Regions from separate parts of the Homo sapiens genome. Here region 1 is linked to region 2. Evidence: chromatin loops called from intact Hi-C (ENCODE). Cell type or tissue: dorsolateral prefrontal cortex. All regions are shown on one strand. Links, peaks and the distances in the headings refer to the core of each region. The heading gives the core; the rest is flanking DNA. Region 1 holds the start of LINC02925 (long intergenic non-protein coding RNA 2925). Region 2 has its middle 10 kb from the start of MIRLET7B.

The links. Peaks named below come from ENCODE experiments on the same cell type or tissue, not always from the same donor. Only the 100,000 strongest peaks of a DNase experiment are listed, where the experiment ranks them.
Region 1: it touches region 2 in a loop (9-fold over the local background); 63 of 110 quality-filtered maps call a loop at or near these places.

The regions. Positions count from the first base shown.
Region 1 is chr22:46,539,611-46,551,114 of GRCh38, forward strand. LINC02925 (long intergenic non-protein coding RNA 2925) reads left to right here and starts at 1,885. Exons shown (of 2, transcript NR_186692.1): 1 at 1,885-3,324; 2 at 7,078-8,587. It overlaps LOC105373075 (a long non-coding RNA gene), which reads left to right and starts at 9,138. Exons shown (of 2, transcript XR_938316.2): 1 at 9,138-9,413. RefSeq lists enhancers at 7,028-10,353, 7,208-7,729, 7,730-8,249, 11,500-11,504. In dorsolateral prefrontal cortex, for the core only: CTCF peaks have their summits at 2,882 (motif pointing left) and 3,087; a DNase peak (open chromatin) is centred at 2,861; H3K27me3 peaks cover 610 bases.
Region 2 is chr22:46,117,915-46,129,418 of GRCh38, forward strand. No RefSeq gene overlaps it. Among named protein-coding and RNA genes, the nearest start is that of MIRLET7B, 10 kb to the left of the region's middle. In dorsolateral prefrontal cortex, for the core only: CTCF peaks have their summits at 4,700 (motif pointing right) and 4,905; a DNase peak (open chromatin) is centred at 4,707; H3K4me3 peaks cover 575 bases.

The sequences.
Region 1 (11,504 bases), core at 489-4,488, 420 kb after region 2:
CCATTCACGCTTAGACCGACAGCAAGCCCGACTCCACCATAACGTTTAGAGGTGTGCACAAATAGGGGAAAGATGAAGAAAAACAAGGAGGTGATTATGGGCACATTCAGGAGGGCTCTGGGGGAGGAGGGGCATCCCCTTCTGGACCTGAGGGTTACCAGAGTGTCGGCTTCATGATCACACTTTGAACTCCAAACACATGATTTGCGTACTTTTCCCTATGCCTGCATCTAGAGTCGGCAGTTTTTGTTTTTTTTTGTTTTGTTTTGTTTTGTTTTGTTTTGTTTTTTTGAGACAGAGTTTCACTGTTGTTGCCCAGGCTGGAGTGCAATGGCACGATCTCAGCTTACCACAACCTCCGCCTTCCAGGTTCAAGCAATTCTGCCTCAGCCTCCCTAGTAGCTGGGATTACAGGCGTGCGCCTCACGCCCGGCTAATTTTGTATTTTCAGTAGAGACGGGGTTTCTCCATGTTGGTCAGGCTGGTCTCGAACTCCCAACCTCGTGATCCGCCCACCTCGGCCTCCCAAAGTGCTGGGATTACAGGCATGAGCCACCGTGCCTGGCCTATTTTTATTTATTGCTAAATAGAGATGGGGTCTTGCTATGTTGCCTAGGTTGATCTCAAACTTCTGGGCTCAAGAGATCCTCCCACTTCAGCCTCTCAAAGTGCTAGGATTACAGGTATGAGCCACCACACCCTATTTAGAGTCCACAGTTTTATTTTATTTTACTTTATTTATTTTTGAGACGGAGTTTTGCTCTCTCACCTAGGCTGGAGGACAGTGGCGCGATCTCAGCTCAATGCAACCTCCACCTCCTGGGTTCAAGCAATTCTCCTGCCTCAGCCTCCAGAGTAGCTGGGATTATAGGCACACACCACCAGTCCTGACTAATGTGTGTATGTTTAGTAGAGACGGTTTCGCCATGTTGACCAGGCTGGTCTGGAACTCCTGACCTCAGGTGATCCACCCACCTCAGCCTCCCAAAGTGCTGGGATTACAGGCATGAGCCACCGCGCCGGGCCTAGAATCCACAATTTTAAGTAAGTGGGGAGGGGAGAGGGACTAACAAGACGGAGGCCGCAGCTTGTGCTGAGACGGCCAGGTGGTCCGGCCGCATCAGAAATCACGAGTTTGGAATGACTGGCACCTTCGAGGGGTTGAGCTTTAATTCTGCCACTAACTAGTTGTGTGACCTTCGCCAAGGCCTAACTCCTTGTTCTAACTGGACACAATAGTCCTAGACTCCTAGCGTTGTTGAAGGATTAACAAGACAATCTGTGTGAAGCGGTCGGCACAGGGTCTGGCTCAGGCATGGATCTGCCAGTAATAGCATTTACTATTTTCACAGTTGCTGTTTCCTAGCATGAGTTCAAGGCTGCCTCCTCTCTGTCTTCATTATGTGAATTGAATGTGGTCACACATCTGTGTTGGAGCAGAGGCAGGGGCTGCAGCTTTCAGCTGATTTCCCAAGGGGTCTGTACTTGGACACTGATCCAGTCCACCCAATGTGTTTCCAGAAAGTGGAGCTGATTCCTGGAGAGCAGAAGGGATATATGTGGGGCTTTTTGTAAAGGGCAGTGACCTATGTGGTGGGCTTGTCCACTGCCCGAGTCTGCGGCTCCCACAGGTCACTGCCCGGCTCATATCCTTCCCCTTTGGAATTGGCTTGGAGCAGGGTCTCTCCTCCCCGGCCCCTATGTGCCCACCATCTCTGGGGTCAGTGGCCCACTCATGACTCTCAGGGCGGGGAGGGGGCTTGGAGTTCAGTAACAGCACCCTGGGTCATTCTTGCACCTGTCACCCTGAGAGCCACTGACCAGTTTTCTGTGCCTAGAATCGCTGCTTGCGGCCTTTCTCAGGGGCTCAATGGATTGTAATTGATGTTTGTATTTTGCACTTGCCCGGAGGTGTTTCACGGGAAGTGAGCATTTTTTAAAACAAAAATAGAATTTAGAAAAAAAAAAGGCAGACACGATGGATTTCTAGTGTTGTACGTGCTGTAGAAAGCACTTGAAAATGCGTTTTGCCAGGGGCCGCAACCAGAAGCTACATGACTTCTGGAATCTGTTCCTTACACAGTAAATTCCTGGGCCAGTTGGTAAACAGCAAGGAGCCACAAGAAATCACTCATAGGCAAAAGCCGAGTGAGCCCAGGCCAAGCTCCACTTTGTCCACTTTGCCCTATTTTTGGAATTCAGGGGGAAACATCTTGGGAGCAGGCCCATTGCACCCCTCTGCCTCCTCTCGATGCCTTACAGTTGGTGGGGTTTGACACATGGAAAATTGTGAAAGTTAGAACACGGAACAAAAATGAAGCCTCAACATAGAGTTAATAGAGGCAAGGGGCTACAGAGAATTTAGATCCTAATCAAGCACGTCTTATGTACTAGCGCTTCCCTGGAAGGCCAGGATAACTTTATGACTACAAAGAAAACATGTTTTCCTGCTTGGAAGTTGCCAGAACTTGTCTAATATAAAAGCTGGGATTTCTTGCCCGTGGGCTGTCGCGTACGGCTACCCAGGCCGCCTCGTGAAGCCTCCTCCTGGGAGCTCGGCGCCCTCAGGTGCTCCCTGAGATGCCAGCACCTGAACGACCTGCTCCAGGGAGGCTTTAGCCCCAAGAAGGTTCTGGAAAGCTCCAGGAAGTTTAGCCGGCACGCACAAAAGCCAGAGACAAATCTCCAGCCTGCCTGGAAATGCTGTGGGCTCAGGGCAATGGGCTGAGGTCTTGTGTCCAAAACTGCTCTTGCATCTCCCTGGGGAGCCCGGGTGGGCAGGAACAACAAGGTCCTGTGGCCATGCCCTCGCCCCATGCTCACCCACACTGCCTGTGCCTGCTGGGCCCATCTCAGGGCTGCACTGGCCCCTAGTGGCCAAGCATGGGCTCTACCCCTCTGCGCCTGCCTGGCTGCCTGTGCAGGTGCCCACCACACTGTCCCTGAGCAGAGCAGAGACCAGCCTGAGCCCCGGGCTCCGTGGCTACCATGCTGAGAGTGAGCCCTGTGCATGCACACACACTTACGATGCTGCTGGCCCCGAGCAGTGGCCGGCCACACGGGCTGCTAGTCATACTGCCCGCTGCTCCTGGGACTCCTGAGCCCCTCACTCTCTATAGGGTGAGGATGCCCAGCTCTGCAAGACACACAGCAAACGGAGCCTCAGAGTGCACAGCGTGGAGATGGGGCTCCCCCCACAGGCTGCACCCCCATCTAGTCCCGGGGAACGAGAATGAAGGGCCTACCTGAGCACACAAGCCCCAGGAGGGCATGGGAGCTGCATTTGGGGGCAGTGACTGGGAGGGCTGCTGACTCCAGGCTCAGGTAAGGGAGATGCACGTGTTCCCGGAAGAGGGTCCACACCTGCTGAGTTCACGCTGCTGAATATCCTTGCTCCTATCACTATTATTATCATTGTCGTGGTCGATCTTGTTTCCTGGCCCCCACCTGATGCACATAAACGTTATCATGGAGCCAATATGGGGGAATATTGTCTCACTTGATTACTGTTCTTTTTTTTTTTTTTTTTTTCTGAGATGGAGTCTTGCTCTATCACCCATGCTGGAGTGCAGTGGCACAATCTCGGCTCACTGCAAGCTCCGCCTCCCAGATTCACACCATTCTCCTGCCTCAGCCTCCTGAGTAGCTGGGACTACAGGCACCCGCCACCACGCCTGGCTAATTTTTTTGTATTTTTGGCAGAGACGGGGTTTCACCATGTTAGCCAGGATGGTCTTGATCTCCTGACCTTGTGATCCGCCCGCCTCAGCCTCCCAAAGTGCTGGGATTACAGGCGTGAGCCTGCGCCCGGCCCTGATTACTGTTTACTGATTACTGATTACTGTTCTTCTTTACATACCTCCCTCCCTTTTTATTTCCCTGAAACTGGGTCTCACTCTGTCACCCAAGCTGGAGGGCAGTGGCATGACCACAGCTCACTGCAGCCTCAAACCCCTGGGCGCAAGTGATCCTTCTGCCTCAGCCTCCTGAGTAGCTGGGACTACAGGCACATACCACTATGCTTGGCTAATTTTTTCTTTTTAATGTTTGTAGTGACAGGGTCTTGCTACATTGCCCAGACTGGTCTCAAACTCCCAACCTCAAGCTATCTTCCCTCCTCAGCCTCCCAGAGTGCTGGCATTACAGGCATAAGCCTCTATGTCTGGCCTTATTTATTTATTTATTTATTTATTTTTGTTTCACTCTTGTCACCCAGGATGGAATGCAATGGCACGATCTTGGCTCACTGCAACCTCCAACTCCCAGGTTCAAGCGATTCTCCTGCCTCAGCCTCCCATGTAGCTGGGATTACAGGCATGCGCCACCACACCTGGCTAATTTTTTGTACTTTTAGTAGAGATGATGTTTCTCCATGTTGGTCAGGGTGGTCACGAACTCCTGACCTCAGGTGATCCACCCACCTCAGCCTCCCAAAGTACTGGGATTACAGGCATGAGCCACTGCGCCCGGCAAAACCTGCATTTTCTTGCACCATCTCTATCTCTAAGAGAAGTCTGAGTGACCTACATTTAAGTTCTCAAGTTAAACTATTACATTTCCCTGCAACCTTGGTGCGGTGGCTCACGCCTGTAATCCCAGCACTTTGGGAGGCCGAGGCGGGCGGATCATGAGGTCAGGAGATGGAGACCATCCTGGCTAACACGGCGAAACCCTGTCTCCACTAAAAACACAAAAAAATTAGCCGGGCGTAGTGGCGGGTGTCTGTAGTCCCAGCTATTCGGAAGGCTGAGGCAGGAGAATGGCGTGAACCCGGGAGGCGGAGCTTGCAGTGAGCCGAGATCGTGCCACTGCACTCCAGCCTGGGTGACAGAGTGAGACTCCGTCTCAAAAAAAAAAAAATGAGATCAAGGGCCAGGTACGGTGGCACATGCCGGCAATCCCAACACTTTGGGAGGCCAAGGTGGGTGGATCACTTGAGCCCAGGAGTTCAGGACCAGCCTGGGTAACATAATGAAACCCCATCTCTAAAAAAAAAAAATTTTTTTTTTTTTGAGACGGACTCTCACTCTGTCCCCAGGCTGGAGTGCAATGGCGCAATCTCAGCTCACTGCAACCTCCACCTCCCGGGTTCAAGCGATTCTCCTTGATCTCCTCCTCAGCCTCCTGAGTGGCTGGGACTACAGGTGTGCACCACCACGCCCAGCTAATTTTTGTATTTTTAGTAGAGATGGGGTTTCACCATGTTGGCCAGGATGGTCTCAATCTCTTGACTTCGTGATCTGCCCACCTCAACCTCCCAAAGAGCTGGGATTACAGGTGTGAGCCATTGCACCCGGCCCAAAAAATAAATGTAAAAAGAAAAAAAAAAGGAGACACACTTCACATATCTTAAAAATTACCCACTTTAAAGTGTACAATTCAATGCTTTCAGTATAGTCACAGAGTTGTGTAGTCATCACCGCTATCTAATTCCAGAACATTGGATCACCCCAAAAAGAAGCCCCAAAGTCATCATCAATCCCCTGCCAGCCCCCAGCAACTGATAACTGGCTTCCTGACTCTATGGATTTGCCTGTCCTGGGTGGTTTGTGTCAGTGGAGTCACACACTGTGTGGCCTCTTGGGCCTGGCTGCTTTCTCAGCATCACATTTCACTGTTCCTGCACATTGGGGCATAAATTGGTGCTTCCTTCCTTTTGAAGGCTGAGTAACGTGTCACGCTGTGGATACACTACAGTTTGTTTATCTACTCATCAGCCAGTGGGGATTTGGGCTGTTTCCACTTTTGGACTCTTTTGAATACCCTCCCTTCCTTTTGAGTGGAGAAAAAAGGGCAAGACATTCCCTCTGCAAAATTGCACACAAAATCTTTTTTAAAATTATTCTTTTTATATTTTGGCATTGTAACTACTACTAACCATGCTGTCATCAACGGCTCAAAGAGGACTTTCCCTGGGGACTTTCCTCTGCCCCTGCTGGGTATAGGGAGGAGCACTAAAGTTGCCCTGAGGGCCAGGCACGGTGGCTCATGACCGTAATCCCAGCACTTTGGGAGGCCAAGGTAGGTGGATCACCTGAGGTCAGGAGTTCGAGACCAACCTGGCCAACATGGTGAAACCCCATGTCTACTAAAAACACAAAAATTAGCTGGGCGTGGTGGTGCGCACGTGTAGTCCCAGCTACTCAGGAACCTGAGGCAAGAGAATTGCTTGAACCGGGGAGGCAGAGATTGCAGTGAGCTGAGATCAAGCCACTGCACTCCAGCCTGGGTGACAGAGCGAGACTCCGTCTCAAAAAAAGAAAAAAACTGTTCTGAGGTAGGATTGGCAGATTGGGGGTGGGGGAAGCCAGTGGCCCCTACTTTTCTGTCCCCTCCTAACACGCTCACCCACCCCCTGATGCTGTTGCTGGACAGGAGGGCCACCCACCGCAGCAGCCGTGAGTTGATGACACTCTGCCAGCCTGGCCTTGTCCTCCCTGGCCCCCCGCTTATGTCCTGATTGGAATGGGGAAGCAAGAACAACCACACTTGAACCACCCACTGTCTCCTTTCCTTCATGCACATTCAGCCATTCATTCAATATTCATTCAATACCGTGGTAGACATGGACACCCCTCCCCCCACAGAGAGATTATTGTCATGGGAGAATACAGACAGTACATGTCAGATTATTTTTTTCTCTTCCTGAACTTGCAAAACTTTTCTGGGGTGCAAGAGAGATGGGCAGGTGATTGTGGGCAAGAACGATTCTACAGGAATGGGAGAGACCCAGAAAAGCTAGAGACAGTGTCAGCATTCTAATTATTATTATTGGTTTTGTTTTTGTTGTTTTTTTTGAGACACAATCTTGCCCTGTTGCCCAGGCTGGAGTGCAGTGGTGCGATCTCGGCTCACTGCAACCTCCGCCTCCCCGGTTCAAGCGATCCTCCTGCCTCAGCCTCCTGAGTAGCTGAGATCACTCCCGGCTAATTTTTTTGCATTTTTAGTAGAGATGGGATTTCACCATGTTGGCCAGGCTGGTCGCAAACTCCTGACCTCAAGTGATCCGCCCCGCCTTGGCCTCCCAGTGCTGAGATTGCCGCATCCTAATTATATCATTGTATCTTCTTTTTAAAGATTAAAAGACAGACGGCAACACTGGGGTTGCAGAGCTCAGGAGCCAGTCCTGGCCCCCTGCCTCCTCCCTCATGAGGTTCCCCTGATCCCCAGGACATCGGCTTCCACATCTGCACATCTGGGAGACAAATGCACCATCAGGGAGGGCAAATCATACCTGGGAAGGGCCTGACTCCAGCAGTTTCAGCAGTGGCTGAAAGATCATGGCTATTTTTGCCATCATTACAATGGAATGTCCACTCCCTCCAGCCACCTCCACAGCAATCAACACCGGTGTCCAGCCACTCTACATGGACGTGTGGGGAACAGAGCACAGGCCTCTTGGCTTGGCTGTGGTCACCGGGAGGGAGCAGGGAGGGACAGCTGCCAAGAGGATGGGGGAGGGAGCCTGCTACTCAGGAACGCTGGGGCAAGACATGAGACAAAGGGCTGCCTTCACCCACCAGTAGGAGCCTGACCCTGAGCCCAAAGAAACTGCCCACCTGTGTGCTGACCCCAGGGCCTGAGGACAGGTCCCCAAGTGGACGTCTCAAAGAGAGTCCCACATTCCAGGGCACATGGGAACTATGGCCTTCTGGCAGCTGGAGGGCAGCAGGAAGGGCACAGCTGTCTGAGACCCGTGTGGCTTCCCAGAAAGAGGTGCCACCCCTGAGGAGGCACCGGTGCTCACGGACTCCTGGTTGCCAGTCTTGCCAGGGCAAAAAGGCAAGCGAAGGAAACCCTCTCTTCGTGGGGCACTCTGCCTTGCAGTGTCAGGTGAGATCCCGGGGGGAAAGCTGGCTTGAGCTCCTCTGGAATGTGCAGGGAGGACTCCGTCAGGCCCGGCTCTGCCTCCAAGCTGGGCAGCAGGCGAGCCCCAGAGCTCCACCAGCCCCACTGGCAGAGGAGGGCCCTCACGAGGCAGGAGCCCATGATTCATGCCCTGCTGGAATTTGTCGAGCATGCCGAGATTTGCAGCTCCTCCGAGATTGGGTCCTGCCCTGATCAAAAGAAAAGAAGATGGATGAGGACACTATAAATAGGCCAGAGCCACCCAGCTGGCCTCGGGGATGCAGGCGGTATGTGTTCTGGGCTCTCACGAAGCTAAGAAACTCTAAATCCAAGGTGACATCGTGGCACACCGCCACCTGCTTCAGGGGGACACAGGGGACAAGGAGGAGCTATTGGCAGAGCGCTCGGTTCCTGCAAGTTCCAACTTCTGCTAAAATTGGTTAATTGGTTCCTTTGCATGATTCAGGGCACACAGGCTTCTCTGTCCACAAAATTTGCTCGCCTGCACACCCAGAGAAATGGACTTGGCTTGGTTTTTCTGAACTTTTGCCTCTGCGGAATCAGCAGTGGACGTGTGAGCTGGGGCCTCTGTCCCTGTCATGTGAGGAGGTCAGGCAGGACAAGCAGGAAGCACTGGGCAATGAGTCAGGAGGCCTGGTGGGGAGCTTGGGTGAGTCTGTTTTCCTCTCTGGACCTCAGTCTTCTCCTCTGGTTGATGTAATAAAATCCTACAAACTGAGTCTTTTTTTTTTTTTTTGAGACAGAGTCTTACTCTCTCACCCAGGCTGGAGTGCAGTAACATGATCTCAGCTCACTGCAACCTTCATCTCCCGGGTTCAAGCAATTCTCCTGCCTCAGCCTCCTGAGTAGCTGGGATTACAGGCATGCACCACCATGCCCGGCTAATTTTTGTATTTTTAGTAGAGACAAGGTTTCACCATGTTGGCCAGGCTGGTCTCGAACTCCTGACCTCAGGTGATCCACCCGCCTTGGCCTCCCAAAGTACTAGGATTACAGGTATGAGCCACTGCACCCAGCCACACAAACTTAGTGTTTTGTTTTGTTTTGTTTTGTTTTGAGACAGAGTCTCGCTGTGTCGCCAGCTGGAGTGCAGTGGCGCGATCTCAGCTCACTGCAAGCTCCACCTCCTGGGTTCATGCCATTCTCCTGCCTCAGCCTCCCGAGTAGCTGGGACTACAGGTGCCCACCACCACGCCCGGCTAATTTTTTTTTTCTTAGTAGAGACAGGGTTTTACCGTGTTAACCAGGATGGTCTCGATCTCCTGAACTTGTGATCCGCCCGCCTCAGCCTCCCAAAGTGCTGGGATTACAGGCGTGAGCCACCACGCCCGGCCCAAACTTAGTCTTAAAGTTAACTTAGTCTTAAACAAGATGCTGATTATCTGCTGGTTGCGGAGGTCAGCGGTCTGAGATGGCTCTCTCTACATCTCTACATGGGTGAACGTCACAATGTCTGCCTTGTTGGGGTCAAGCCAGGTTCTGCTGGGAAGCCAGTGCTCGTGGTCTGCCAGAGTCCAGGACGGGGCTGTGCAGTCGGCAGGAGGGTGAGTGATCCATCAGTGTCACTCCTGGCCAGGGTGTTCTGGGAGGAGAAGGGGGGCTTTGTTTGAGTGGAAGCCAGGAGCATTCCCAAGGCTGGCCTTTGGGGGGTACCCACTGTGACCCCCAAATCCTCACCACACTTCAGAGATGCTTCCTGAGGCCAAGACTGGGGCAAAGCTGCTTCATTTCATCTGGGCCATGCACCATTGTTGGGGGCCTGCCTGTGCCCAGCCCTGTGCTGGACTCTGCCCCTAATTTTTCAGATATGTGGCCCGCCCTTGGTAAGTCCCGTCTGCTGTGCTGGGGAGACAGACATACACACATACTCGGTCAAATACTGTGGAGCAAAACCAAGGGACAGGTCACTCTAGAGAGACAGTGAAGGGGGGTGTCTGTGAAAGCTGTCCAGGGTAACTGGGTTTTGAAGGTTCTCCAGGCAGACAAGAATGTTGAATTCCAGCCAAGGGGAAAAACATATACAAAGACCTAGAGGAATCAAACAGACTCTGTGTGGCAGGGGAGAATTTGTGACTATAGGCAATTTAATATTACTGAGGGGTGAAATCGTAGGGGTGGAGAGTAGGGTGGGAGTTGAGGCCAGAGGTAGGCAGGGGTGGGTTAAGGGGTCTGGCCTTTGTACTGCAGGCACTGGGGATTTTCAGCTGTAGAGGGACAAGGTCAGCTGTGCATCTGAGAGCATGGGTGGCTGGAGAAGAGCAGGGGTCGGGGAGGAGACCAGTTGAGCATAGAACCAGAGGCCCATGGTGAGATGTTGCCGGAGGACACAGGTGAAGAGGCGGCTTTCCATCCTGAAAGGATGTCTGCCCAGCATAACACACAGGGCACCAGAACCCACCCACAATGACTCTGGCCAGCCAAGAGGTGGGTTACCCCAAAGTCCCACCCAGGAGCTTCTTTGGTGGAGGAGGGGACTACTGTCCCCAGGCTGCCAGTCTCAGAGATAACGAGAGTTCTTGTCTTTCTCATAGTCAGCAGTTCCAACATTTGAGAGTCACTGCTCACCCACCTGCAGTGATGAGGGGGGTTGAATCTCTTTGTTTCTGCCTCTGTAAATGTGGACACCTGGCCCCTTTACTGTGGCAATACTGGCGGGTGAAGCCCCCCAACCCGTGTGGAGAAGGGGCTCCGAGAGGCCCCCGCTCCCGCACCCCAGTCAGGTGAATATGATCGTGTCCTTTTGTGATCAGCGTGGGGACAGCAGCAGGAATTAGAGCAGTGGGACAGGCACCAGCACCCACTCCTTCAGGCCGGGCTTTCTCCCCATCTCCCACCCCGTTCACTCCTGCAAGGGGCTCTTCTCTGGCCAGTGAGGCGAAGGCCAGAGGAGAGGGGTGGGGATGCCTATCCTGTCCTACCTGCCTTCACCGCGGAGCAGGGCAGTCGGGGCCAGTCCATGCGGCAGGTTCTGCCTCCCGGGACAAGCCCAGAGCCAGGCAGCCTTTCTCACTGGGTCCGTCTGGGTGGGCTCCTGGAGGTGGGGATGGCATCTCCAAGGAAAGGACTGGAGGTGAGGCTTGTGGAGGGGAAGGCAGACCTGGGGCAGGAGGGAGGGATTCCAGAAGCTTCTGGATGGGAGGTGGACTGCAGGGAATGTGGGATCTCCCCAGAGAGAGGCCAGACATCCCCGGTGTCGGGAGCTGGGCCATGGAGGGGGAGTTTGGTGAATGCCCTGGCCATGGCCCAACAGGACAGAGCTTTGGCTTTAGTGTAAATCAGAATCTCCCCTCTAATTTTGGGGTGTGGACATGGTAACAAATTGGGGCTCTTCCGGGAAATAAGAGGGGGACGGACCCCACATTTCCAGGGTCCAAAAAAACTCTACCTCCCTCTATGCCCCACATGCCCAGAGAAGGTGTAGCTTCTCTGCTTTGCCTGTAACCCTCTGAGTGTCCTCCTGAGCCCCTTCTGCTGGGCAGTGGGCACAAAACGAGGCCAGCCCAGCTGGGCACAGTGGCTCATGCCTGTAATCCCAGCACTTTGGGAGGCCGAGGTGGGCAGATCATGAGGTCAGGAGTTTGAGACCAGCCTGACCAACATGGTGAAACCCCATCCCTACTAAAAACACAAAAATT
Region 2 (11,504 bases), core at 3,153-7,152:
GTGACATCCAGGGCCTGATCTGCTTCCTGACAGTCCCCAGAGGGCCGCCATCCTCAGCCCATTTCATGAATGTGGAGACAGAGGCTCAGAGAGGTAGAGTGACTTTCCCAAGGCCACACAGCAGGCCGGGTACAGCTGGAATGGGCGGCCAGCTCTGTCCACCCCATGATCTGTGGCTGTCTTGCCTTCCAGGCTGCCTGGGGTTGGGAGAGTAATGGTGGCATAGGGGACAACAGGTTGTGTTCTGGGGTCCCTTCCCTGGGGCCAAGGAACTGGGCCAGGCCCAGGGCCCTGCCAGGTACCTCGCTTCCAGCCTTGTCCCTGAAGGTCCTCATGCAGGAGAAAAGCAGCCACCTGCACACCGCTGTCCGGCCTCCCCAGAAGGAATGCGCTCCCCCCTCAGACTTGACCTGGGTTCAAACATGGCGGGCCTGTCCTTGGTGGGCCCGGATGCCAACTTTCACCCCTCTCAAATCCTGGGCATCCAGGCTTTGTCTCCAGCCAAGCCCCAGGCAGGCAGCACTGCCTGGACAGGCAAGCAAGACATACTGGCCCTCCTGCAGTCCCCGGAAATAAAACAGAGAAGAGCAGCCCTTCCTCAAGAAGGCCTCACCCCGTCCCTCCCCTCTTCTCTCCCCTCTTCTACCCCTCTCCCCTTCCCTCTACATCACAGACCCAACAGCCTCTCTCGCCAAGCCCATCCACCCTCCTTCCTCCCGCTCAGCCTCCAGGGCTTCTGCCCATTTCCTGGGTCAGCCCCACACAAGTCCTGGCCCCGAGTAAAGATACCATATCCAGGCAGGCGCTGTGGCTCCCACCTGTAATCCCAGCACTCTGGGAGGCTGAGGCAGGCACAGCGCTTGAGCCCAGGAGTTCAAGACCAGCCTGGACAACATGGCAAAATCCCATCTCTACAAAAAAATACAAAAATTAACTGAGTTTGGTGGCTCACGCCTGTGGTCCCAGCTACTCGAGAGGCTGAAGTGGGAGGATCACCTGAGCCTTGGGAGGTCAAGACTGCAGTGAGCCCAGATCGTGCCACTGCACTCCAGCCTGGGTGACAAGAGTGAGACCCTGTCTCAACAAATAAATAAATAAGTAATACAGTTGTCATATCCTATGGAGCAGCTGGCCTGGGGGGTCTGGGTGTGGTGGGGAAGGATTTGAAGGCAGATGCTGGGGGACAGCAAGGGAAGAGAAGGGGGAAACCCAGGGAGGCAGCAGGGGAGGGGTGGCCTCCAGAGGAAGGAAGAAAGGGGGAGGGGAGGCAGCAGGGGAGGGCAGGGGAAGAGTTGTGGCTGGTGCTAGGCCTGGGGTGAGTGTGGGAGGGGTTCACCTGGGCAGACTCACGGGAGGTGCATTCCAGGGTCAAGGAAGGAGTTAACAGAGCCTGTCAGAGCATTCGGGGTGCCGGGTGGGGAGGGATGGCTGGTCCCCGAGTGAAGAAGGCCAAGCTGTGTCCACAGAGGTCATGGTGAGCCCAGGAGTCCAGGAAGGGCCCAGCCAGGTTGTCCACCGCCCCTGCCAGGCCAGAGGAGTTGAGGCTTTGGGTAGCACCCCGCAGGCCCAGCAGTAGAGCTCATATGGCCTGGGGTCACCTCCGGGGGGAGGCACCCTCCAGTGCCCAGCCAGGGGCAGGCTGAGTGCGGGCACCGGAGAGGCCAGCTAACAGCAGGAAGCCCAGCCCTCGAGTGATTGCCCCCTGCAGCCCTAATACATGACAGAGGGGCCTCGGGGTGGCAGAAGGAACACAGGCTGCAGAAACCACCCAGCAGAAAGGTGGCAGCCAGCCGTGAACCAATCCCATGGCCCAGGGCGAGGCCCTTACCCTCTCTGTGTCCTTATCCAGGCTGAAGACAAGGAGACCTGGCTCTCATGGGTACCACGAGGTCCAGGGGGCAGCAGGCAAGTGCCCTGCAAATGCCAGCCAGGGCAGGCCAAGCAGACCAACGTCCTGAGATGAGACAAGACCCAGCCTGCTCAGCACCCCGCAGTCTGGCCTCCTCCCCTAGACACACAGGGCTGCGCCTGACCCCAGGCCATCAGCAGGCGGAGGCAGGGGGCAGTGGGTGGCAGTGAGGGAGGAGACCAGCCGCTCCCCTCACCCACTTTGATCTTCTCCATCAGCTGCCAATGCCCTCAGCCCACGGAGGAGTGAGTTCCTGTGGCAACGCAGGCGGCCCAGTGTCCTTTGCCACGAGGGAGAATGCACGCTGTGGGATCTGGGGATCCGGGGGTGTCTGTGATGGGGTGTTTGGGGCTGTGCTGCGGGATGGGGAGGAGTCTGAGGAGGCGGGGCTCTGGGTTGGATGCTCTCAGGACGCAGGATCGTCCTCCGATCAGCGATCTTCACAAGCCCTGTCTCCAGGGCAGGGAGCCCAGAGCGAGGCTGGAGCTGCGATTGCTGACGTGGCTGCAGTCCCCCTGCTGCCTGGGCCAGGAGAGGCTGGACATTCTGTGGCTTGGATGGTGTTCATGCTGTGGTCTGTGCTCAGACGTGATTATGAAGGGGGTTTTGATTTGTCCTGACCCTCACAGTCCCAGAGCTGATGCAGATGCCCGCAGGTGGACACCCAGGGCCGGTCATGTGTCAGGTCTCGCCTGCCAAGGCCGCTTCCCCTTCCTCCGCCCTCCCTGGTACATTCTGTGTCTGCCTGTGTGAGCCCTGCCCCATGTGCCCCGTTCACTAGGCTGTGAGCTCCAGCAAGCGTGTCTTCTCAGCACCTAGTCCAGCACCCAGCACACAATAGATGGTCAATCAGTGCCCACTGAGGCCAGGCACAGTGGCTCACACCTGTAATCCCAGCACTTTGGGAGGTCAAGGCGGGCGGATCACCTGAGGTCAGGAGTTCAAGACCAGCCTGGCCAACATAGTGAAACCCCGTCTCTACTAAAAATACAAAAATTAACCGGGCTTGGTGGCGGGCGCCTATAATCCCAGCTACTCAGGAGGCTGAGGCAAGAGAATCACATGAGCCCGGGATGTGGAGGTTGCAGTGAGGTGAGATCATGCCACTGCACTCCATCCAGCCTGGCAACAGAGAGAGATGCCATCTCAAAAAAAAAATGCCCACTGAATGAACAAACAGGTTAGAGTGAGGACTCAGTCAAGTTGAATAGGGTGGAGCCTAGCACCATGGGGAAAGTGGCAGAGGGGGCTGCAGGGCAGGCCAGCAGTGGGGGGAAGCCCCCAGGGGACCCTGGGGACCCAGGCTGAGGAGGTAGCTGGCTGGCTGTCTCTCTCAAGGGCCTGGGAAATGCTCTTGGATGGCACGTTTCCTGGACAGATGATCCACAGTTGCTGCTCACGATGCCCTCTTGGAGTCACGCTGTGGTGAGCCTATTGAAGGCTCTGACAAGGCCTGCAGGGAGGAAACAGGTCCGTGTGACTTGGTTTACCCACAGTTTCCCAGGCTAGCCTGACTGTACCAGCTCTGGCTTTTTACGTCAGACCAGTGGCTGTCCCACAGTGCAGGAGCCAACACAGGGGTGCAGCCCGGCCTGGCAACCCTGCATTGGCCACCATGAAGGGAGAGGTGTTTGTGGGGGTATAGAGCTCTGAGAGGGTGGCTGCCAGGGCTCAGGCCAAAGGATGTGCTCAGATGACAGTAATGACCAGGGAGTGTTGGAGGTGTCAGGTTTGAGAAGCTATTGAAGGGTGACATTGCTGGGACCTGGGGACCAGCTGGGGCAGAGGCAGGGGTGGCAGGGAGGCCCAGGTCTCTCTAGGTGGGTGGGTGGATGGCCACTGGGACAGAGGAGCCAGGCTGGGGAGAGGTCTGAGCAGGCGAGGTTTAGGACCTGTCATTTGTGAGGTGCCCCAGGGACTGACCTTGAGGGCTGGAGGCCAGGCCTTTGCTGCCAGGGGAGCCACCTAGACCCACCCTGCGACACCAGACTCAGTAGCTGCCAGTACCCCCACCCTCCCTGCCCACCCTGCCCTAGGGGCTTCCAAAGAGAGGCCTGGCTTTCTTACTGTCTCGCCTGGGGCCCTCAGAGTCAGAGAGCACACCTCACAATCTACCCCCATGGGACTCAGCGGGCTCAGGAGCAGCAGAGGGAACAGCAGCCAGGCCTGGGACAGGACTTAGAGCTGGGCAGTGCTCTGAGCTGCTCCATGAGGCTGGCTCAGGGCTGGGAGCTCCGAGGACAGGCGCTGACACGTGGTCGTTGGTGCTGCCGCTCTAGGCAAAGCTCTGGGCCATTGTGGGGTCCCCCTTTCCCCAGCGAGCTGGGCCTTGGGCCTGGGCAGGGCCTGGCTCCTAGGTGTGAACCCCAGACCTGGTCTCATTTCCTTGCTATCAAGAGTGAGGCCACTGTCTCCTACAAAGATGCTGCCGAACATGGGCCCTGGGACCCATGCTGGGGAAGCAGGCGGGACTTGCCAGTGCTCATGGCTCCCAGGCCTTGGCGTGGCCAGGGCAGGTGCACCGAACCTCAGGCGCTGGGCTCAGTCCTCCGTCCTTGCATGGCCAGGCCCCCACATCTCCTAAGTCACTTAAGCCCAGCTGCAGGCGCTGGACAGGCGTCAGGAGCCCTGACCTCTGCCCCTACTCCAGGCCCTGCCTATCTGAGGGACCTGGGGAGCTCCTACCCCTCCCTGGCCTCAGTTTCCCCAAGCTTACAGGAGGACATTGAGGGTCTGGGGATGCTTTCCACACGGTTCTGGTAGCGGCGGCTTCTGGCTTGACCACCAGGTGGCGCCTGGTGCCCAATGAAGCACGTGGGGCTGGGAAGGGGCGGCCGCGTGGACACCGCCCCGCTGAAGAATCAGTGTCCGGGAGGCCTGGCCGTCCCCACACCGGCCCGAGGCTGAGCGGCCCTCGGGTCAAGAGCACAGAGGTGGTGGGGTGGGTGCGCAGTGTTTCCAGCACCGGCCTGGCCACCATCGCAGGGGGGCATCTCCGGCTCGGACAGCCATATCCCCCCCGGGCGGGCACAGAGCTGGGTACGGCTGGGGGCTGTGGGTGGAGGGGTGTGTAGGAGGCCAGCCCCTCACCCCTCCAGTGGGGTTGCAGGAGTTCTGCCAGGCTGGGGTCTCACCCCACCTCCCTCTGTTCTCGCTTCCACTTAGCCCTGGGCTCTGCTATCCTCTGCCTCTCCCAGCCTCAGTTTCCCCATATGTAAAACAGGTAATAATCCCACCCCTTCTGTGGGTGGGTGAGGCTGGCCACAGGCCAGGCCAGGAGGCCCAGCACATCCCCCTCCTGTCAGCACCGCCCTCTGCTCCCACTGCCCCAACGGTGGTGCCAGCCCCTGCACACAGGGTATCCCCACCAGGGCCGCCTGCAGAGCGGAGGGTGCTGCCCCATGCCCGGCTGCAGAAGGTCGTGTGGCCCGAGGTCACACCTAGCAGATGAAATGGCAAGAGACAGGAACAAAGAGGAAGCCCCGTGGTCTGGCACTTGCCGGGTGGCAGGAGGCATCTCTAGGTGACTCACATGATCCCATCTCATCCCAGGAGAGACCGAGGTCCAATCTCCCATCCTTGTGCTCTAGATGAGGACACGAGACCCAGAGACATGAGTCCAGGTCACACCGTGGTGTCCCCCAGAGACAGGGGCCTTCCCTGCTCCCCCCTTCCCTTGGGCCAGCCATAGGAGTGCGAGGCAGTAAACACTGTTGCCTGTTGCGCCCAGCATGGTGACGGCTGGGTGACCCTGGGCAAGTCTCCAACCTCGGGGAGACATCCTCAAGAGAGTCTCGGGGAGATCAGGGGCAGACAGCAGCAGGGAGGGCCGGGGTGTGGGAACGGCTGTGGGAGGGTGGGCAGGAGGCCCTGGCAGCTGGTGGGAGCTGGGTTCCCAAGGGCAGGGGAACCACCAGCTCTCCCAGCTGGACCGACCCATGCCTCAGTGAGGGGCAGGTGGCCCAAGGGTGAGATTGCCCCATCAGCAGTGGGCAGGGTGGCTGCTGGCTGGCACAGCGGGAGCCTGATGGCAGGCAGGGGAGTGGGCTGGGAGTTGCGGCCGGGCCTAGTGGGCTCTGCTGCTCTGTTCTGACCCTGATGTCCTGGGCCGAATCCCAGCCAGGGCAGCCTTGTCTGGAGGTGATGGGCGGGGCCGTCTCACTGGGCCTGGGGGAGGTGGTCCTGAAGTGGTCAAGGTCAAGGCCAAGGCCACTGCTGTCCTGCCCAGCGCAGGGCCCAGTCCCGGACAGGGTCTACTGGCCAGAGACACCAAACTGCTGGAGCCAGAGGGACTGGATGGCAGGAGCCCTCCCCAACCTGGCTCACAGCCTCAGCTTGATCTCCCCTAGCGCTGAGGGGCTCCCTCTCAGGGACAACCCTCTCCCTGCAGCCTTCCCCTGCCACCCTGGAGGACAGGGCATCTGGCCGCTGCTCCCGGGAGGTCCTCGCCTCAGACAACCTCCTGCTGGCCCCGTCCTTGGCTCGCCACTGCCCTGGGCCTTCCATCCTGTCACCCCATCCCACCTGCCAGCTTCTGCTCACACCAACACCAGGCCTGGTGTTATGCAGGGCTGCCTCACAGACTGTGACATCTGACCTCCCCAACTTAATGATGAGGAAACTGAGGTGAAGGGAGGCAGAGAAACCTTCCCAAGGTCCCACAGCCTAGAAGATGCCCGTCAGGAGCGCCCGAGGCCCCGACACACTTGCACAAACAGGCACACCCAGCCTCACCTCCACCAGCCCCAGAGGCTTCCTGGCCACTGGCTGTCCTCTGTGCCCCTGTACTTGTACCCAGACATCCCCAAGTCCTGGCATCATGGGCACTTGTGGATAGCTGGAGGCGGAGGGGCTCGTGGCCCGGTGCAGCCTTGACTGCAGACTGGCCGTGACAGAATGACCATTGCCTCAAGCGATCAGCGTGGTGGTGCAGCCCTCAAAACTCTTATCTCCTTCAACACATGGCATGGGCCAGGAACAGTTCAGTCAAGGGAGGAATGCCCAGGGCCTTGGGAGCATGGGATAGGAGGGAGGACCCAGACAGTGTGGGGTGAGGGGAAGGCAAGGGGGATGAGCTCATGGAGAACTTCCTGGGGCACGGAAGTCCTGAGTTGGGTTTTGCAGGATGAGTAGGAGTTTGCCAGAGTAGGAAAAGCAGTGAGAAGCCCCAAATCCACACTCTGTGACTGTGTGTTTGTCATGGAGCCTGTGAGTGTTGCTATGTGGTATACTGATGGGATGGGAGGGCAACAGACTCTGTGGGCACCAGGGAGCACCCACCCCTGAAGAAGCAAGTCCTTCCTAGAGTCAGACACGGAATTTGTGGGGAAGCATTAGTTTCAGGGGATAGAAACCCAAACCAAATTAGCGCAGGCCCAGAAGAGGATTTATTTGTTTATATAACATAAAAATCCAGGAATTGGTACAGCTTCAGGCGTGGCTGGATCGAAGGGTGCTTCCCCTCAGGGCTTCTACCACACGGGCCCCAGCCTCAGCAGGGTCCCCATGAGGCAGTAGAGCCTGCCGTTCCTCCATCCCGCTAGCTCCCACCAGTGCAAAGCTCTCTCTCCCCCTTTCCAAACAACCCCACAAAAGTTGCCAGGTAACCTCTGGCTGGCGGGGCTTTGGGTCAAATGCTCAGCCCTGAGCCAATGACTGAGGGTTCCCACTGGAGGGGCAGTGGGAGAGACAGGGGACACCCAGTGGGTGGAGCCGGCAGCTGCTCCTGGGGCTCACCGTGGAGTCCAGTGGAACGGGCACCATGCAGCAGGCTCCTTGGAGCAACCTAGAGCTGTGGAGAAGCAAGATGGCACCTGTGGCTTGGTGGGCTGGAGATTCACCTTCTGTCCCCAGAGCCAAGGACAAGCTCGTCTGAACACAGCCTCACCAGGGCTCAGCTCTGCATGGGGGCTGAGGGTCAGGTCTACGGCCCCACTGGCCAGAGTGTTGGGAAGGGGACAGCACCCACTGCAAGGCCAGGCCAGCGTGGACCTGGCAGTGACCCCTGGGCGGGCCATGTGCCCTCCCACCTGTCTCAGAGTATCGCCTGAGAGTGGCGTCTTCCACCCTCTGACCGCCATGGCTCCACAGGCAGCCCGCAAGAGCCTCCAGCCTCTGGCAGCCCTGGACCAGACCTTGGTAACACCTGCCCCATTCTACACAGCCGAACCAAGGCACTGAGCGCTCAGGAGCCCAGAGGAAGCCTGGTGGCTGTGAGCCGGGCCGGCTGGCTCATTCAGCCCAGGCCCCACCCGCCCTGGGATGATCTGGACCCCGGCCCTGCTCTCAGCTCTCAATGCTCCCTTCCCAGATGAGCCAAGACGTCCCATGCAGACGGACACCTTCCCCAAGTGCCCGTCCCGGCGCTGCACAGCCCACGCCCTGCTGTCCCGGGGAGCAGCATCTTCCACCAGGCTCAGTGTCCTCTCTTGGGGGCACTGGAAGGGCTGGGCAGGCTGCAGCTGGCCCTGGCCCAGAAGGGGCCAGGAGAATGTTCCAGTCTTGAGGCTCACAGCAGGTAGGACAGAGGCTCGGTGGCACCAGCCCACACACCCCTGGCCGCGGTGCTCACTGCTGCCCCGCAGCCATGCTCCCGGCCCCTGGTTCTGCTGTCACTCCCTGTGTGATCTCAGGGTGTGTTGTCACCAGCCACACCCTGAGATCCATTCTGAACCTCTCCATGGAAGGCTGGGTTGGAGGGGTGACGGCACAAGGCCTTCCACAAGGCAGGCGCCCAAGTCACATGTGGGGCTCAGCCCAGCCCCACAGACAAGAGGCGTGTCTGTGACCCATGAGTTCAGAACCTCGTCGTGTGCCCTGGGCCGCCGCCCCAGGAGAAAGGTCAGGAGTGTTTTGCAGAGACCTGCCCGGAAAGGCTGGAGCTCGGCACAGGCTGCTCCTCCCTGCCCAGGGGCCCCTCCCCCGAGGTTCCCCCACCCCCACCTTGGCATCTCAGTGCCACCACACTGAGTGACACACCAGTGAGTCTCAGAAGAGCCCTGTACAGACAATGAGACCCACAAGTACACAGATGACGACTGCCATGTGGCTGCCAGAGAGAGCCACGCTGTGGGTCTGGCCGGAACCTCTTTCCTTTGTGCACCTGTGCCCAGCCCATGCACAACGCAGAGCTGACACCAAGTGAGCATCTGTCACTAAGTGAGGCAGGCAAATGAGGTAACACTCAATCTGGGCTTTGAAGGATGAGTAGGAGTTCCCGGAGGAGAAAAAGAGAGGCCCTTCCCAAGTGGAGGACGCAACAGGCGCAGAGGCCTGAAGGTGGCGGGAGCTCTGTGTATCCTCCTGCTGCCCACCCTCTGCATGGGCTGGCACGGGCCGGGGGATGGGCTGAAGAGGTTGTGGCCCCTCCACCTGAAGGAAGAAGCAGGTCCTGGTCTACCAGGACCAGTGTCCACTCCTCCCGGCCCCTGCTCTGGCCTTGCAGTCTGTCCCCTGTCCTGGCTCCCCAGCACAGCCCTGGCCACTGTCCCTCACGGCTCCCCTTCCTCTCGCAGCCCCTACCCCTCCTCCAGGAACCCCCTTTGGACCACTATGATACTTCCTGTCCATTCCTGCCGCCCCTGCCCCTGACCTCACCCTGGTCAGCCCATGTGACCCCCACTACTGGCTGGACAGCACCCATTGGACAGATGCGGATACTGAGGCCCAGGAGGGTGCCAGGTGGCCCAAAGTGACACCCTCAGCTAGGGTGGATTAAGTTAGGAACCCCTTGCCCCAAATCTGGGGCCGACTCCTAGTACAAGACTAAAAGCCCTTTCTGCCTGGATGCCTGCACAGGGGCAGCTGCCCAGGCTGTATGGGGGCAAGGGTGCCCTACCCGGCCCCACACCCACGACCTCGAGACCTAGGCAGCCCCTGCCCCTGGTGGAGCCTCCTGAAGTCCCTTCCTGTGGTAAGCGACACCTCCAGGCATGCCTCAGCCTCTCCCTGACCAGGCCCTGCTCTTCCGTCTCTGGAAGGACCGTCACCCACCCAACCCTCGCCCAACAGCCCTGCCTCCATCTCCTGGGCTCCAGCCTCTCCCGACAGGCTGGGGCTAGCAGGGAGAAAACTGGGCCCCCCTTCTGTGCCCTCATGAAACTCAGCCCTGCCGGCTCTGCTCACTGCTTCCCTGAGGGTCCCCCACCTGTGTCACCAGCTGCCTGTCCCCGTCAGGCCCTGGCCACACCCAGCCACTGGCATTGCCAGGCACCCCAGATCATTTCATGCCTCCCCTGCCCTGGCCCTGCCACCCGCCTGCCTGGAGCACTCCCCCACCACCCCATCCCCACCGCCGGCTCATTCTTCCACTTTCCCCACTCAGTTAAAGCTGAGCTCCTCTGCAGCACTGCCCCAACCTCCCCGAGGCCAGGCTAGCAGTCACCTCGCCACACCCCAGCCCCCAAGCCCTGACCCCCAGCCCCATCCTCCTCCTGAGCACATGCGGCTGGGCCACAGGTGTCCCTGGGCAGCATCTTGAGAACAGGCTGGGGCCAGACTGCCCCCCAGCTGGGACCCCAGGGGTGGATGGGGCCAGACCCAAAGCAGAGTGTGGGAGGTGGGGCCCTCAGCTGCAGAGGGCCTGGCCGTGGCCCCCTGTGACCACACATGACTGCCCACACCCATCTCGCCCCTCTGACCAGGTGGGCCACTGCCCACGAGTTGGAAGGCTTCGAGCCATGGGCAGCTGCTCTCCTAGTCCCTGCTGGCATCCCCAGTGGCAGCAACAGGGCAGGTGGGCTAGGAGAGATGGGGGCTCCCGTCCTGGCTCCACCTATGTGCAGGGAGGCTTGGCCCTAATGCCTCTACCTCGAGATTCAGGGTCTCAGGACACAGAAGGCGCAAGCCTCGCTCCTCCTGTCTGTCCACTGGTCGCTCCTGCACTGCCTGCTACGCTGGGGTTAGGACCCAGCCTCAGATCACCTAGCCCAGCTCCCAGGAGCCCCATGTGGCAGCGCCCAACTGCCACACGAGAGGGCAGGTGCTCAACCTCCCCAGTGAGCTCCTGCAGCCAGAGTGGGCTTTGTCACCTGGTGTGAACAGAGCCCTGAGGCCGAGAGACCAGCAGGCCCACCCCAGCTTGGCCGCGCGTCCTCAGGCAAGACCCCCACTGTCTCTGGGCCTCTGCCGGAGTTAGTAGCCACACAGTGGAGAGTGAGGCTGGGGTTTGATAAAGCTTCAGTACTCCAGCTGATGGGGGACAGGCCCCAGGGTGCCCCTCCTTTGGTTCCCTAGCCCCAGATCACCTAAGTCACTCCCTCCCCTTCTCCTGGCACCCCAGCCCTGTGTCTCCACACCCACAATGGGCCTCTCCTGGAGTCAGTTGAACCAGATGGAGCCCTGTGGACAGGGCCAAGGCCAGGGCTTGTTGTGGTGCTGGGCCCACCTGGCTTTTGGTGAACAGAATAGTCAGTGGAGAGGGGAAGGAGATGGGGAAACTGAGGCACAGGGAGTGAAGTGCCCAGTCCAGGCCAGCACGGCCTCAGGTTCCACGCGGCTGCTTTCATCCCTGACACTCGCTCGTCCACCCCAAGCCTGTGCCAGCCCCCAGTGTCTTCACCCAGAGCCTGTGCGGCTGGAGGGGCTCTCAGCCCAG